2 separate regions of the Homo sapiens genome follow, and region 1 is linked to region 2. The links are chromatin contacts, found by Hi-C or POLR2A ChIA-PET in ENCODE. All regions are on one chromosome and are shown on one strand. Each heading gives the region's core, a stretch centred on a gene start or an enhancer-like site at or near the end of the contact. The rest is flanking DNA. Distances are from core to core; before and after follow the strand shown.

What was found. Hi-C counts contacts between places; a loop is a spot of excess contacts on that map. ChIA-PET counts read pairs that join two places held with the same protein, here RNA polymerase II (POLR2A). Pooled maps may share reads with other maps.
Region 1: a loop to region 2 is called in a pooled map, with 5 times the contacts of the local background. The contact joins the enhancer-like site here to the promoter of RAD1 in region 2. A Hi-C loop is called at or near these places in 1 of 50 pooled maps. POLR2A ChIA-PET finds 5 or more read pairs at or near these places in 2 of 52 experiments (AG04450 and activated CD4-positive, alpha-beta T cell).

What each region holds. Positions count from the first base shown.
Region 1 is chr5:32,206,255-32,212,681 of GRCh38, forward strand. No RefSeq gene overlaps it. Among named protein-coding and RNA genes, the nearest start is that of GOLPH3, 35 kb to the left of the region's middle. RefSeq lists a silencer at 5,351-5,510. Within about 2 kb of position 4,982, at least 5 of the 41 ENCODE cell types and tissues checked have a DNase peak (open chromatin) inside an H3K27ac peak, as active enhancers do.
Region 2 is chr5:34,911,709-34,917,574 of GRCh38, forward strand. RAD1 (RAD1 checkpoint DNA exonuclease) reads right to left here and starts at 3,796. Exons shown (of 6, transcript NM_002853.4): 1 at 3,708-3,796; 2 at 2,987-3,253; 3 at 1,762-1,870; 4 at 1-104. The coding sequence starts at 3,184. It overlaps BRIX1 (biogenesis of ribosomes BRX1), which reads left to right and starts at 4,003. Exons shown (of 10, transcript NM_018321.4): 1 at 4,003-4,189. The coding sequence starts at 4,031. It also overlaps a transcript of TTC23L not described here. RefSeq lists enhancers at 3,380-3,985, 3,432-3,491, 3,512-4,411, 3,986-4,591.

The DNA of each region.
Region 1 (6,427 bases), core at 3,732-6,231, 2.7 Mb before region 2:
TGGAGAAACTGAGGTAAAGAGAGATTAATTAATTTCCCAGAGTTATAGTTAGAAAGTCACAAAGCCAGGATTGGAACCTAGGTAGTCTGGGGTCCGAGTTTATGCTATTGATAACTACAATATGCTACTATGATCAAAAACATCTGTGTTAGCTGAAAATGGAGGAAATCCATTTTTCCTAAACAATTACAGATATAGGCTCAGAATCTTTTTTTTTTTTTAAGGCAGAATCTCACTCTGTCACCCATGCCGAGTGCAGTGGTGTGATCATGCCGCACTGCAAACTCAACCTCCCTGGGCTGAAGCCTCCCACATAGCTGGAAATAACTACAGGCCAGCTAATATTTTATTTTTTGTACAGACGGGTCTCACTATGTTGGCCGGGATGATCTTGAACTCCTAGACTCCAATGATCCTCCCGCCTCAGTCTCCCAAAGTGCTGGGATTATAGGCGTGAGCCACCATGCCTAGTGACTCATATTTTATTTAACAATTCTGTTGACAGAACAAAAATAATTTTCAATGCACACCCATTTCCTTAAAAAGAACCTTGTTTCCAAAAGAATCATGAAAAATAAAATAAAAATAGATTACATTCTGTATTAGGAAACCCTTGGTGATCTACTAAGGACTGTGGCAAAATTACCTGCCACCAGATGTGTAGGCACAGCTCTGCTAGATCTTTCCACTTTAAATTTCGCTTTCAGCTTAGTCTCCAGCTCAGCAAGAAGTAACCTTCCTTCATGAAATTTACATCTTCTCAACGTGAGGCGGCTGCTGACTAAGTGTTTTAGCCAACTGTTCTACATAACAAATTACCCCCCAAATTTAGTAGTTTAAAACAACCAAACAATTTTTATGATCTCACAGTTTCTGTGGGACAGTTTTTGTAAGGCGGGATGGCCTAACCAGATCCTCTGGCTCCAGATCTCTTACAAAACGGCAGTCAAGGTTTGGTGTGGGGCTGTAGACCAGGTTTCTGGCTCACTGTTCAAATGGGGGAGGATCCATTTCTGAGCTCATTCGTGCGGCCATTGGGAGGCCTGAGGCCCTCAATGGCTGTCAGCCGGAGACATCACTTTCATGCCACATTGACTTCTCCATAGGGCAGCTCTACAAAATGACAGCTTCCCTTTCTCAAACCAAGGGCTCCACAAAAGGGAAAGAGGTATCACAGTCTTCTGTGATCTAATCACTTGCGCCATGTCCTGTTTGTTGGAAGCAAGTGACTAGGTTCACCCATACACAAGGAGAGAAGATTACACAGCCATGAACCCTGGGAGCCATGTTAGAGGCTGTCTGCCCTACCGAGTAATTTTTTTCTTCCTGTTAATTAGCATTTTTGGAGCAGCCGCCTGCCTTGGCCTCCCAAAGTGCCGAGATTGCAGCCTCTGCCCGGCCGCCACCGCGTCTGGGAAGTGAGGAGTGTCTCTGCCTGGCCGCCCATCGTCTGGGATGTGAGGAGCCCCTCTGCCTGGCTGCCCAGTCTGGAAAGTGAGGAGCGTCTCCGCCCGGCCGCCATCCCATCTAGGAAGTGAGGAGCGCCTCTTCCCAGCCGCCATCACATCTAGGAAGTGAGGAGCGTCTCTGCCCGGCCGCCCATCGTCTGAGATGTGGGGAGCGCCTCTGCCCCGCCGCCCCATCTGGGATGTGAGGAGCGCCTCTGCCCTGCCGAGACCCCGTCTGGGAGGTGAGGAGTGTCTCTGCCCGGCCGCCCCGTCTGAGAAGTGAGGAGACCCTCTGCCTGGCAACCACCCCGTCTGAGAAGTGAGGAGCCCCTCCGCCCGGCAGCTGCCCCGTCTGAGAAGTGAGGAGCCTCTCCGCCCGGCAGCCACCCCATCTGGGAAGTGAGGAGCGTCTCCGCCCGGCAGCCACCCCGTCCGGGAGGGAGGTGGGGGGGGGTCAGCCCCCCGCCCGGCCAGCCGCCCCATCCGGGAGGGAGGTGGGGGGGTCAGCCCCCCGCCCGGCCAGCCGTGCCGTCCGGGAGGGAGGTGGGGGGGTCAGCCCCCCGCCCGGCCAGCCGCCCCGTCCGGGAGGTGAGGGGCGCCTCTGCCCGGCCGCCCCTACTGGGAAGTGAGGAGCCCCTCAGCCCGGCCAGCCACCCCGTCCGGGAGGGAGATGGGGGGGTCAGCCCCCCCACCCGGCCAGCCGCCCCGTCCGGGAGGGAGGTGGGGGGGTCAGCCCCCCGCCTGGCCAGCCGCCCCGTCCGGGAGGGAGGTGGGGGGGTCAGCCCTCCGCCCGGCCAGCCGCCCCGTCTGGGAGGTGAGGGGCGCCTCTGCCCGGCCGCCCCTACTGGGAAGTGAGGAGCCCCTCTGCCCGGCCAGCCGACCCGTCCGGGAGGGAGGTGGGGGTGTCGGCCCCCTGCCCGGCCAGCCGCCCCGTCCGGGAGGGAGGTGGGGGGGTCGGCTCCCCACCCGGCCAGCCGCCCCGTCCGGGAGGGAGGTGGTGGGGGGTCAGCCCCCCTGCCCGGCCAGCCGCCCCGTCCGGGAGGTGAGGGGCGCCTCTGCCCGGCCGCCCCTACTGGGAAGTGAGGAGCCCCTCTGCCCGGCCAGCCGCCCGGTCCGGGAGGGAGGTGGGGGTGTCGGCCCCCCGCCCGGCCAGCCGCCCGTCCGGGAGGGAGGTGGGGGGGGGGTCAGCCCCCCTGCCCGGCCAGCCGCCCCGTCCGGGAGGTGAGGGGCGCCTCTGCCCGGCCGCCCCTACTGGGAAGTGAGGAGCCGCTCTGCCCGGCCAGCCGCCCCGTCCGGGAGGGAGGTGGTGGGGGGGTCAGCCCCCCCGCCCGGCCAGCCGCCCCGTCTGGGAGGTGAGGGGCGCCTCTGCCCGGCCGCCCCTACTGGGAAGTGAGGAGCCCTTCTGCCCGGCCACCACCCCGTCTGGGAGGTGTGCCCAACAGCTCATTGAGAACGGGCCATGATGACAATGGCGGCTTTGTGGAATAGAAAGGCGGGAAAGGTGGGGAAAAGATTGAGAAATCGGATGGTTGCCGTGTCTGTGTAGAAAGAAGTAGACATGGGAGACTTTTCATTTTGTTCTGCACTAAGAAAAATTCCTCTGCCTTGGGATCCTGTTGATCTGTGACCTTACCCCCAACCCTGTGCTCTCTGAAACATGTGCTGTGTCCACTCAGGGTTAAATGGATTAAGGGCGGTGCAAGATGTGCTTGGTTAAACAGATGCTTGAAGGCAGCATGCTCGTTAAGAGTCATCACCAATCCCTAATCTCAAGTAATCAGGGACACAAACACTGTGGAAGGCCGCAGGGTCCTCTGCCTAGGAAAACCAGAGACCTTTGTTCACTTGTTTATCTGCTGACCTTCCCTCCACTATTGTCCCATGACCCTGCCAAATCCCCCTCTGTGAGAAACACCCAAGAATTATCAATAAAAAAATAAATTAAAAAAAAAAAAAATTAGCATTTTTGCCATCCTGGTTTGTTTTTTCTTTGATGCAGGGTCTTGCTCTGTTGCCCAGCTGGAGTGCAGGGGCGTGATCACAGCTTACTGCAGCCTTGACCTCCCGGGCTCAAGCAATCCTCCTGCCTCAGCCTCCTGAGTAGCTGGTTCTGTAGGCATGCACCACTTTGCCCAGCTATTTTTTAAATTTTTTGTAGAGATGAGATCTCCCTGTGTTGCCCAGACTGGTCTCAAACTCCCGGGTCAGGTGATCCTCCTCCCTTGACCTCTGAAAGTTCTGGGATTACAGGTGTGAGCCACCACGCCTGGTCTCCATCCTGTTGTAATAAAATGTTATAATAAAAAGAAACCCCATCTCTACTAAAAATACATACGTGGAGGTATGTGTTCAGGTATTTGGACTCCCAGATGAACAATCTGTAACATTTGGAGGTAGGAGGCTCCCTTTGTTTGGAATATGCCTACCCCCCTCCGGTATACCTTTGCCCTGCCTATGATCTGTGAGTTAGAGTTAATTATGCATGAAAAGAGACTGAAGAGACTCAGTGGGTGTCCAGGTCTAGGAAATGCAGCTGAATAGAGCAGCAGTGCTGTGGGACCACCAGGTCCACTGTGCTTCCAAGACTTTGTTCTGAATAGTCTTGGGGCCCAAGCTCGGTGTGGAGAGGGTGAATGAAGGATGGGTGGTTTGGGCAGGGGAGAAGAAATGCACTTGGCACGAAAACTGCTGAGAGGACATTCCGTGAACCCCCTGGGGGGGGTGGCTTGGCAAGTCATTTCACCCCTCTGGGCTTGAGTTTATCCTCTCTAAAATGACATGGTTGAAGAAGATACTCTCTACATTTTGTGACTAGTAGAGAGAATTTGTGAGACCACTAATTAAGAATGAGTGTATTATCCAGCCTGGCCAACATGGTGGAAACCTATCTCTACTAAAAATAGAAAAATTAGCCAGGCATGGTGGTGCACAACTGTAATCCCAGCTACCCGGGAGGCTGAGGCAGGAGGATCACTTGAACCCAGGAGGTGGAGGTTGCAGTGAGCTGAGATCGAGCCACTGCACTCCAGCCTGGGTGACAGGGAGAGACTCCATCTCAAAAAAAAAAAAAAAGTATGAGTTTAGGTGTTTAAAAATGAGAGGTAGAAATAAATGCTGATTTACAATGTTATACACAATTTATAAGATTTTAAAGATTTTTTTTCTAATTTTGATAAAGTTCCATGTTGTTGTGAAGACTATTGCTTTGTAAATAGTGTGGGGGGTACGTGTGTGTGTGTGGACAGTACATGTACTCTTCTGTACACACACGCACATGCACACCACACATGATTACCATGGAAGCCGCCATGTCAGTGCGCCATGATTCTGCCCGTGTGCAGGTGACTGCCTCAGGGCTGTGTACTTATCCCAGCTGAGACACTCTCAATCCTTACTCTGGAGATTTAGATCTGAAAGTCCCAGGGTTATAAATTTTTAAGTCAGGGGCTTTAGGATGCACATTTTCCCTCACTTGGACCAGAGAAAACTGATCCAGAGAGAAAGTGGGGAGGAAACAGAGTAAACAAACTGAGAGGAGCCCCTGAGATGGAGAAAGAACGTAGGCAGCATTTGCATTTCTGGTTCCAGTAACTGGGGAGGCCCTGCTATTTCCTGTCATTGAGTTTCTGAGATAGAACAGGATCCTTATGACAACTTCCCCCTTTGGTTAAAGCACAATCAATTTGGGTTTCTCTCTTTCGCAACCAAAGGGAAAAAAATCAATAGCTAACTCACAAGTTCATTGTAGGGAAAAAGTTCAATTAAAAAATATATAAAGAGGCCGAGTGTGGTGGCACATGCCAGTAATCCCAGCACTTTGGGAGGCTGAGGCGAGTGGATCACTTGAGGTCAGGAGTTTGAGACCAGCCTGGCCAACATGGAGAACCCCATCTCTACTAAAAATACAAAAATTAGCTGGGTGTGGTGGCAGGTGCCTGTAGTCCCAGCTACTCAGGAAGCTGCAACAGAAGAATAGCTTGAAACCGGGAGTCAGAGGTTGCAGTGGGCTGAGATTAAGCCACTGCACTCCAGCCTGGGTGACAGAGCGAGACTCCAACTCAAATAAATAAATATATATATATATATATATAACCCCAAATATATGAACATCTAATGTGTCAATAAAAATAAAATAATATATAAAAAGGAGAAAAAAATGACCAATAAATCCATTGCTTTGAGATAACTTATCTTAACATTTGGGAATGTTTTCCTGCTACTTTTCCATGCATTTATGTAAATTAAACTAGAATTTTGACTTTTTTTTTTTTTTTTTTTTTGGAGACAGAGTCTCACTCTGTGGCCCAGGCTGGAGTGCTGGAGTGCAGTGGCATGATCTCGGCTCACTGCAACCTCCACCTCCCGAGTTCAAGCAATTCTCCTCCCTCAGCCTCCCAAGTAGCTGGGACTACAGGTGCCCACCACCAGGCCTGGCTAATTTTTTGTATTTTTAGTAGAGACAGGGTTTCACTGTGTTGCCCAGGCTGGTCTTGAACTCCTGAGCTCAGGCAATCCACCCGCCTCGGCCTCCCAACGTGCTAGGATTGCAGGTGTGAGCCACAGCATCCGGCCATGATTTTTAAATTCATACTTTTTTCACTGAATATATTGTGGCAAGACATACTATTTGATTGCACAACAGGGTGACTATAGCCAATAATAACTTAATCGCACATTTTTAAATGAGTCTAATTGGATTGTTTGTAACACAAAGGATAACTGTTTGAGGGGATGGATAGCCCATTCTCCATGATGTGCTTATTTCACATTGCATGCCTGTATCAGAACATCTCAGCCGTGTGCGGTGGCTCATGCCTGTAATCCCAGCACTTTGGGAAGCCGAGGTGGGTGAATCACGAGGTCAGGAGATGGAGACCATGCTGGCTAACACGGTGAAACCCTGTCTCTACTAAAAATACAAAAAATTAGTTGGGCGTGGTGGTGGGCACCTGTAGTCCCAGCTACTCTGGAGGCTGAGG
Region 2 (5,866 bases), core at 2,546-5,045:
CTGTGTATTGATTTTGCAGACTGTCACCACTCCTCCTTCTTCCAGGAACAGCATCAAAGGGTAACCATAACCTTGGTAACACATTCGAAGTGCAGTTAAAGTCCCTGCAATGGAAAGAAGTCATACTTGGCCTTAGCTTTATAGTTCTGGGTTCAGCTTCTCCTCGAAATGATACATAAAATTTCTCAAGAATAATTTATTCCGCCCAATTTCTCACATATATGTATCTCCTCATAAAAAGGGATGACATCTTCCCTGATGACAGTTGTGTGTAGAGAATTCCAAAACTACAAGAAAATTGGGAACCAGAACAAAATGTAACATAATTCTTTGGAATCATTTTCAGGTTGTCATACACACCTCAGAAATAGCTTGTTGATTTTATATATGTACAATTTCAGGGTAGAGAATCTATATGGATCAACACAGCAAGTAACTAAATTGCTGCAGAACAGGGTATGCTATTCCTTGAAGGTTCAATGTGTGTAACAGTGGATTGCTGTCATCTGTACTGTAACGTCAGTGTACTCACTATGACAAGGATCCTTCCAACTTTTCCAACTGGGAGATATTCTTTATATTTCCTCGAATTTAAAAATCAAATTGAGAGAAAAAGAGGGTTGTTAATGGTGGTGTAAATTTTAACTCTGCAAACCACTAGAGGGAAGGAGGAATATGACAGGATATTCAAACTCCTTCTCCTTACTGGATTGAGAGCCACAGTGAGGAATGGAAGATGACAGATGCTTCTGTGAAAAACTAGCTGGAGAACACTGTATTAGAAAATGTATAATTAATAATAGTGGAATTGTCTGTGGAAACGTAAAATACATTTTTCTGGAGAACTATATTGAATTTTTCCTAGCTAATCTCCAGGTTGCTTTCCTATGAAATAAAATCATTCTTCTGGGGATTCCTTAGTTTTATACCCACAGCAATTCAATTTCACCATTCTTAAAAATTCCCTTAACAAATAAAAAAATATATATTTTAAAGAAAATCATTCGGCAACCGGTTGCGGTGGCTTATGCCTGTAATCCCAGAACTTAGAGAGACTGAGGCGGGCAGATCACCTGAGGTCAGGAGTTTGAGACCAGCCTGGCTAATATGGTGAAACCCCATCTCTACTAAAAATACAAAAAATTAGCCGGGCGTGGTGGCACGTGCCTGTAATCCCAGCTACTCGGGAGGCTGAGGCAGAAGAATCACTTGAACCCGGGAGGCAGAGGTTGCAGTGAGCTGAGACTGTGCCATTGTACTGCAGCTTGGGCAACAAGAGAGAAACTCTGTCTCAAAAACACCACAAAATCATTTGGCAAAATAGACATAACTTATAAAATATGGCTTAAAAGAAACAAATTTTGAACATAGTAAACTAGGAGTCAGAACTGGCTTTTGTTTTTCTCTGCCACTAACTAGCGGAGTAATTCTGGACAAGTTAGGAAAAAGAAGCAATTAAAACATTTCACAATGCTAAAAATATTTAAGACATGTCCAAAGTATTCTTTTGGCCAGTTCGAATTTACAATCCCTCAAAGCCTTGTAAATTAAAAAAAAAATGCAAATACTTTTACAAATATGAAAAGAATTATAAACACACTTGCAATTAACATTGTGAAATGTTAGAACCCATGACTGTGGCCACTGAAAAATGAATTGGCATTAGCTTTCTGAACCAATGTTTATGTTCCAAATAACTTCCTGTATTTTTCTGACCACTATGTATAACACTTTTATGTCTTTATACTGATCATAGTTTACCTGGCATAGGACTTGATCCAAAAATAGATAAACAGTCTAAAAGGACAGTTAAATTAATTCGAAAAGTAACAGACTCTTCCTGAACTTTAAACTCCTGAAATATTCCAGCCTATGAAAAGAGTAAAAATGAAAATTGTTACATAAAAGAATAAAAACTAATAATATAAGGTCCTAGATTTCACTTTATACGTTTAAAAAATACAATACTGTGCTAATCCCATGAGAATAATTTCTGATTAGCAATCAAAACATCTTAGAGACATCCTTTGAAGCATCCTTATCTCCATTCCTGGATCTAAAACTATCCCTCTGTGACTCTCCCTTGTCTCGTTTTTGTGCCTATCACTACTGCTAAGGTCACTTGGAAAATAGACGAATGACTTGATAATGCATGAGCAACATTAGTTTCAACTTTTATTATGATTTTTTATTGATACGGGGGTCTCACTATGATTACCCAGGCTGGTCTTTAATGCCTGAGCTCAAGCGATCTTCGTGCTTCAGCCTCGGTCTCCTGAGCAGCTGGAAATACAGGTGTGAGCCACCATACCATGCCCCTGCATGAGGACAAGAACCGTGTCTTATTTACCTCTCTATCCCTGAGATCATGCTGTGCACTTACGTGTTAAAAAACGCTTAGTTGAACTTGCAATCCTATCTGAACCACACAAATATTACTTTGGAAGAACAAAAATTCTATTACAACCAGTAAAGGAAAAAAATACTCTTTAGTAATAGCATATCGCAGTGGAAAAAAGAGCATATATTCTGGAAACAAATATTCAGCGTTCTTATCCCAATTCAGCCACTTACCAGCTGTGGGACTGTTGGCAAATCACTTAAAATTGTGCCTCGTTTCCACATATATAAAACGGGAATAATAACAGAACCTACCTTACAGGACTATTGTTAAGATTAAATAAGTTAAACAATAAGAAGACTGTAGCCTAGCCAATAGCCTAGTTTAATAAACTTTAGTCATTACTAACCATTATCTCTGTAAAACAAGATGGGAAAAGAATTTGTTACCGGGAGAGAAAAAAAATTCAAGTAATGACGTTTTGTTCTCTAACTTAAGACTATTATTTATTTATTAAGTTATTTATTATGACTATTGACAAGTTATTATGACTATTAAGTTATTTTGTCTACTGAAACCTTCCGATTTCATTAAATTACATTTAGAGTATCTATGGCACAGGCTTAAAGGCGCCTACTTCCATACCTGAATAAAAGCATTTGCTTGCACACACTTTGCATTTTCCACTGTTACTTTGATACCATTTTTAGTTGCGAAACACGTGGCATGTTCTCGGAAATGAATAGCTTTCAAGATAGTGGAGAGATTCCTAACGTTGTCAAGGCTGGCCACAAGGCTGTACTGATCATCCTCGTCTTGGATCTGTTGGGTCAGAAGGGGCATCGTCCACTGCGCATTCGGCCCCGAGGGATGCTCCTGGGGCCAACAACTTCTCGGCGGATCGCCAAACACCTGAAGGGATTAGACAGTAAAACTCCCATCAGTGCTGGCGAGGTCCGGCGAGCTCCACCTGCGCTGAGAGGTGGAAAGGGGCTGGGAGGCTGAACACGGCTGACCAGGCCGAACCCCACCTATGTCACTTAACTATCTTTGTAATTCTGGAGGAAAATTATCTAAGCTACGGTTTCCTCGTCTCCGTAAGAGGACAATAACGTGAAAAGTTGTGAAGAATGAAGACACGCAACTGACACGGTATCTCCCGGCCAAACAGGAGCTACAAATCCGCGGGGAGTCGGTTTTGTGCAGCCCGCGCCACCAGCCCCGCCTCCAACAAAACAGGCGATGGCGGGGCGGGCCCGGAGTGTCCAGATAATCCTCCAAGAGTCCCAGACAACCCCATTCACCAGCCCGCCCGCGGGACAGCATCGCTTACTAGTCTCGGGGTCCCCGAGTGCGGAAACCCTACCTTTGCGGTGGGGTCTGGACGCCCGAGAGCCCTTCTCAGCAAAGTCCCTGAAGAGGAGCGAGGCGGCTCCGAGGAACCGCGGAGGAAGTGAAGCCAGTCCCGCCACTCTTCAGACCGGCCCTCCACCTCGGCCACCGTCACCACAGAGCTGAAGGAGGCCTAGAGAGCCGCGCGTGCCGCGCCACCGAGACCGGAAGGAGGCGGCACAGACCTGGAGGACGACCGCGGAGCTGAGCGCTTAGAGCCGCCGAACCATAGAGATCGGAAATAGGAGCGAGCGGCAGCGCCGGAAAGGAGGCCAAGAGCGCGGGCGGCGAGGCAAGATGGCGGCAACCAAGAGGAAACGGCGTGGAGGCTTTGCAGTTCAGGCGAAGAAGCCAAAAAGAAACGAAATAGATGCGGAGCCGCCAGCTAAGCGGCACGCCACAGCAGAGGAGGTGGAGGAAGAAGAGAGGGACCGGATCCCAGGCCCCGTTTGCAAGGTAGGAGGGGATGTCCCCGGGCTACACCTGCGGCGGCGGCTCTGTGCGCCTTTTCTTGGGTTACTTACTTGACTACAGCCTTGCTTAATTTCAGAGTAGCCCGGGTGTTAACGGTAGGTCGGTTTTAGCAATTCTCCCGGCCAGACTGGGCACGGAGTTTGCAGCTAATCCTTGTGCACGTGGCCGTCTTCCTGGAGGCGGCGGGTTTTAAAACCTTTACCCGGCCCACGGGGAAGCGACTTACAGGGTGCTCAGATCCAGCGTTCTTTCTTACTAGTTGTTCAGTTGTTTTTTTTTTTTAATGTTTTTGGAGAGTAGTGCTTTTCCTTGGTTATTTCTCGCTATTATTTCTCCAGTGATTAGTATGCCCATATACTGCCATAGTCAGCCACTCTCAGTCAGGGATCCTGAAGTACGTTAGGGGAGCCTTTAAAAAGTTGTTGCCCTTGGGACTGTGACTCTGACTTGTTAACCAGGTCATTAACTCAAGAGATACTGAAAAATAGACTAGGTAGTATGAGCTTTACTTGTATTCAACAGACATTGAATGTGCCATGCACTGTACCAAGTTAGGCTTCCTTTGGGTTTGAGATTGCAAAGATGACTAGAATGTGACCTCTTCCTCCTGAAATGTTGGAGTTTAGGAGGAAACTTAAGAATTCAAATAAGTTGATGGTTTTTATTCAAAAGAAGTGCACACAAGTTGTTAGAATTAGCTTTCATTCAACTAAGAACTCTTCTTAAGCTAGACAGAATACTGTGAACAAGGATTATCTTTGACATTAATTTTTGCGTCCTCCGCACTTAGCATAGTACTCTAGCGCGGAGTAGGTGATAAGTAAATGACCCCGTGTGGTGTGATGGCAAGCTCTAAGAAAGAAGTGAGCTCTGTGGAATGAAAGATAAGTGTAAATTCTAGCCCCGTTATTAACAGCAACATTCTGTGCTCTTTTCTGACCTGCAGATTGGGGGGCAGGGGGAGGGAATATTTACTTTTTATGAAAAATAAGCTGGACTTGTACACTTCCAGTAAATGTTAGTGTTCTCACTCTTCCCTTGAGCTAGGTAGTATCTATAATCTGAGCCATACTTCGATACATTCTATGGAAGTGCAGGAGATATAGATTATTTTTACCCTAGTATAATAAGATAAAGAATCATGAAGGATTTAGCCCGTAAGCTGCATATCAGAGGAAGTGTAGAATTTTGACATTCAAAAAATGAGAGGGAACACTCCAAGGGAGAAAAAAAAACCGATGAAAGACTTTGAAGTAGGGAAATGCTGAAAAATGTAAAAAATAGAGCCAGATTGGATTGCATTAGGCTTCATTTGGGGCAATAATGATGTAGACGTGAAAATCTATTTTAAAATTCAGTGTCAAAGCTATGTCATTTGAACTTTGTTTAGAAAACTCTGGGAAGTAAGGATGTGATGGAAGTATTACTTTAAAAATGGTCCAGCGTGGTGGCTCACGCCTGTAATCCCAGCACTTTGGGAGGCCGAGGCGGGTGGATCACTAGGTCAGGAGTTCAAGACCAGCCTGGCCAAGATGGTGAAACCCCGTCTCTACTAACACTACAAAAAAAAAAAAATCAGCCAGGTGCAGTGGCGGGCACCTGTAATCCCAGCTACTCGGGAGTCTGAGGCAGGAGAATCGCTTGAACCCGGGAGGTGGA